Regions from separate parts of the Homo sapiens genome. Here region 1 is linked to region 2. A link is a loop called in an ENCODE intact Hi-C map of the cell type or tissue named here. Cell type or tissue: adrenal gland. All regions are shown on one strand.

The links. A loop is a pair of places that touch in the nucleus more often than their neighbours do. Peaks named below come from ENCODE experiments on the same cell type or tissue, not always from the same donor. Only the 100,000 strongest peaks of a DNase experiment are listed, where the experiment ranks them.
Region 1: it touches region 2 in a loop (3-fold over the local background); 1 of 110 quality-filtered maps calls a loop at or near these places.

The regions. Positions count from the first base shown.
Region 1 is chr15:29,430,056-29,432,555 of GRCh38, forward strand. All of the region lies in intron 1 of ENTREP2 (endosomal transmembrane epsin interactor 2), which reads right to left. Among named protein-coding and RNA genes, the nearest start is that of ENTREP2, 140 kb to the right of the region's middle. In adrenal gland, no CTCF peak of the experiment used is centred here; a DNase peak (open chromatin) is centred at 1,046.
Region 2 is chr15:29,493,665-29,496,164 of GRCh38, forward strand. All of the region lies in intron 1 of ENTREP2 (endosomal transmembrane epsin interactor 2), which reads right to left. Among named protein-coding and RNA genes, the nearest start is that of ENTREP2, 76 kb to the right of the region's middle. In adrenal gland, no CTCF peak of the experiment used is centred here; no DNase peak of the experiment used is centred here.

The sequences.
Region 1 (2,500 bases), 64 kb before region 2:
CTAAGGAGAAATCAATTCCGTGGGGAAAACCTGGGAATGGAGGAAGCGGAAACAAGAAAGTGGGAAGTGGGGAAAGGCAAGAAGGCTTTCTTTCAGAAGGTGAGTTAGAGATACCACCTGTCTCCCCCATTGATAAAAGGCTCCTCCCATGGCTGGCTCCACTCATCCTGCCAGCCTCATTTCAAAGGCCACAGGCTCAGAGAGGTCCCTGCTGAGCCCCGAGTCCACAGCACAGCCCTGGCCCCTCTCGATGGCCTTGCAGTTTTATCTTAAACATGTATCTCTGTATGAAATGGTTTCCTTATTTTTTGCCTGTCTCTCCTGCTCTAGGACGTGTACTCGCCAGGCAGAGGCCTGGTGTGTCTTCTCCAAAGCAGTATCTCCAGCTCCCAGCACAGGCCTGGCCCATAGCAGGGACTATGATCATTATGAATGCATTGAGAAGCCAGGCATGGTGGCACATGCCTGTAATCACAGCTACTCGGGAGGCTAAGGCAGGAGAATCACTTGAACCCGGGAGGCAAGCAGAGGTTGCAGTGAGCCAAGGTCATGCCACTGCACTCCCGCCTGGGCAACAGAGTGAGACTCCATCTCAAAAACAAACAAACAAACAAACAAAAAGAATGCATTGAGAGATGGGTGGGGGAAGGATGGGAGGAAGGAGGGAGGAATGGAGGTACACCCATCACTCGGTAAAACAAGGCCTAATCTGACCTAGATTTAATTATCCTGGAGACCACCCACTCCCCAAAAAAGGGCCAATGACCACTCTGAGTCGGATGGATTGACATAAGGAGAGAGAGGCAGTGTCCAATGAAACTGTGCTAGAGATCCTCATGGTCCCCAGGTTCCTGGTCTTACTGACACGGCTCCGGTGAGCTCCCACCCTCCCAGATGTCTTTCTAGTAACTCCTTTGTGCGTAGCTACCCAAAGCTGGTTTCTGCTGCTTGCCCTAAATATACCCCATTCCAGGAGCATGTATTCAGGGTGGCTGAGGCACACTGCGGGCCCAAACTGTTTTCAAGCTTTACATCTGGGCACTCTACCTGTTTAATCCTCACAAGGACCTAAAGAGGGAAATGCAATTATAATCTGGTATTCTAAGGATACCAGTGGCCGGGTTACGTAACCCCGGGTAAAATCACGCTGGCAGTAACAGGGGAGCCTCGGTTTATACCCAGGCCATAAATTTCCCTCCTGCGATGCCACGCTGGCCCCTGCACGTATGGTTTATTGTGATAAGTAAAGAATCCTATATAACTTATGGTTTTTATGAATCTAAAATTTTGATGAAACAGGTCTGCTTGGAGTAGGATCCAGCTGTGTCATTTTGAATCTTGTACAACTGTTAGACTGCTTTGAGTCATTCTCCTAAAACTGTAATTTTATTTTAAATTATATTTAAATTAATTAAAAATATAATTTTATAACTTGCCCCGGAGACATTTTACAGACATGCTTTTAGCAAAAATATAACCCACAAAATAAAAGTTACTTTGTGAAACCCTCTCCCAAAATTTATATAACATATATAACCATTTTTCTTAAAATTATTTTTAGATCTAAGCAATGGTAAACTCATTAGTCTGTTCATAATATGATTTTATACTCCCTGGCATCTGCAAGCACAGAACATAGAGAACTCAGCTTGAGGAAAAACAGTAAGCAAATTAAAAAGTAAAATAAATCTTAGCCTATGTTCACACACTCAAAATTTAAATAACAGTTTTTCTAGGGGAAAGGAGTGGGAGGTGGAGGCAGAGAGATCAATCCATTTGCCTCTCACTCCAGGTCTGAGAACCCTCATTTTCTATTCTTCAAATTAATGAAATGAACACAAGACCACTCTGATGAGGAAGTCTGAAATAATGGAAACGCCGTGGCATTTGCATTCCCTTTCAATGTGAACAGGCTATTTTGATAGTTAGCAAAACCAGGACAAATTGCCTGAGATTTCATCCTTTGTTGCTCTAAAATGGCTCTCGGGCTGTAATAGGCCATATCACTGCAAAATGCACTTACCTTTAAATAGGCAGGCAAAGTGGATTGTGTTAAATATAAAATTAGTGACATGTTCTCTCAACTCATGGAGTCTAATTCTAATTCAAAAGACTTCTGCTCACTTCAGACAATGCCTGTTCCTTCTTGTTTATAACCTCAATTCCAATTTTCTGCAATTCAAATAAATCCCACCTACAGCCCTGGGCTTTGGTCTCACCCACCTCTGCCCCAGACACCAGGCTCAGACTCCCAGGCCCTCTGTCTGCCCCGCACGCCTGCCATGTCTGAGCTCTTGAGCATGGGTCTGTACTGCCTAGGAGGCTCTTCACCAGGTTTCCACATCACGGATGCCTCGTCACCATCCTGGCCTGGGCTTAAACGTCATCTCCTCCCAGTGGCTTGGCCTGAAGAACTGCTCTGATGTCTTCTTCCCCACATTTGCACCATGTTTGATCATCTTACTCTGGCTGGTTAGTGCTGTTCCCATCAGACCCTCTC
Region 2 (2,500 bases):
AGACAGATAGAGATAATAAAAGCATTCCTGGCTAGGCATGGTGGCTCAGGCCTGTAATCCCAGCACTTTCGGAGGCTGAGGTGGGCGAATCACCTGAGGTCAGGAGTTCCAAGACCAGCCTGGCCAATATGGTGAAACCTCATCTCTACTAAAAATACAAAAAATTAGCCAGGGTGGTGGCTCACACCCGTAATCCCAGGTACTCGGGAGGCTGAGGCAGGAGAGTTGCTTGAACCCAGGAGGCAGAGGTTGCAGAGAGCCAAGATCACACCACTGTACTCCAGCCTGGCCAATAGAGTGAGACTCCATCTCAAAAAATTTAAAGAAAGCATTCCCAATGAAGACACAGCAAAAATGCTCTCCTTCACTATTACTATTCAATATTTAATGGGAATTCCCAGCCAGCACAATTAAGAAAATAAGTAACAAGGATCGAAAAGAGACAATATTATCATTCTTTACTGACAGAATGATTACATATAAAATTCAAAAACATATACAAAGTATCAGACCTAATACGAGTTTGGAAAGACTATAGGAAAAAAAAAAACTTTAAAAACGCTTTCCAATATTTCAATAACAATCAATTAAAAACCATTTTTAGAATTAGCAATAAACTCCACCAGGTACCTAGAAAAAAACTAAGACACAAGAACTTTATACACATAAAATTGTGCCAAAATACGTTAAAATGTATTCAACTCTTCCAGCTTTATTGTGGTATAAGTGACAAATAAAAATTGTATATATTTTAGGTGAACAACATAAGTTGATACACATATTCACTGTAAAATGATTACCACAATCAGGCCAATTAACATATCCATCACCTCACATAGTTACCATTTTTATCCTTGTGGTAAGAATATTTAAAATCTACTCTCTTAGCAAATTTCAAGTATACAAAACATTATTATTTTAGTTATAGCCACATTAGGTCTCCAAAACTAACTCATCGTGTAACTGAAAGTTTGTTCGCTTTGACCAACACCTACCCATTTCCCACAGGCCCAGCCCCTGCAACCATCATTCTCCTCTCTGTTTCTATGAGCCACGTTTTTAGATTCCACATATAAGTGAGACCATGTGGTATTTATCATTCCCTGGCTTGCTTATTTCACTTAGTGTAATGTCCTCCAGGCTTATCCATGTTGTTCAAAAAGGCAGGATTTCCTTTCTTTGAAGGCTGGCTAATACTCCTCTGCCTGTGTGTTTGTGTGCATGTGTGTGTGTGTCTGGATGTGTGTTTGTATGTGTGTCACATTTTATCAGTTTATCCACTGATGGACATTAGGTTGTTCCCATTATCTTGGCTATTGTGACTAATGCTGCAGTGTACATGGGGGTGTAGATTTATCTTTAAAACACTGATTTCAATTACTTTGGATATATACCCAGAAGTAGAATTGTTGGATCATATGGTTGTTCTATAATTTTTTGAGGAACCTCTATACTGTTTACCACAATGGCAGTACCAATTTACATTCCCAGCATCAATATATAAGGGTTCCCTTTTCTCCACAACCTCACCAACTCTTGTTATCTGTTGGTACTTTGAGAATAGCCATTCTAACAGGTGGGAGATCACATCTCATTGTAGTTTTGATTTGTATTTCCCTGATGATTGATGATGTTGAGCACTTTTTCACATACTTGTTGCCATTTGTATGTCTTCTGTGAGTTGCCTTTACATTTCATTGTTTCCTTTGCTCTAAAGAAATATTTTAGTATGGTGTAGTCCAATTATTTGTTTTTACTTTTGTTGCTTCTGTTTTTGGTGTAATATTCAAAACATCACTGCTAAGATCCATCTTATTGAGCTTTCTATGTTTTCTTCTAGGAGTTTTGTGGCTTCAGGCCTTTCCTTTAAATCTTTAAACAATTTTAACTTGATTTTTGTGTACAGTGTCAGATAACTCTCCAATTTTGTTTCCTTTCATATTTTTTCTTTTTTTGCATGAGGATATCCAGTTTTCCTAACACCATTAATTGAAAACAATGATCCTTTTCCCATTGTGTATTCATGGCACCTTTGTCAAAGATTAGTTGACCATATATGCATGGGTTTATTTATGGGCTTTCTATTCTGTTCCATTGGTCTATGTGTCTGTTTTTATGCCAGTAGCATGTTTTTTTGGCTACTATAGCTTTGTAATATAATTTAAAATCAGGAGATGTGATGACTTCAGTTTTGTTCTTCCTGTTAAAAATTGCTTGGGCTATTCGGGGTCTTTTGTGGTTCCCTATGAATTTTAGGATTGTTTTTTCTATTTCTGTGAAAAATGCCAATGAAATTTTGATAGACTGCATTGAATCTGTAGATCACTTTGGGTATTATGAATATTTTTATAATATTGATTATTCTGATCCATGAACATGGGATATCTTCCCATTTGTGTATCATTCCATTTCTTTTATCAATGTTTCATAGTTTTTGGTGTATAGATCTTGCATCTCCTTATTTAAGCTTATTTATGTTATTATTTTTGATGCTATTGTA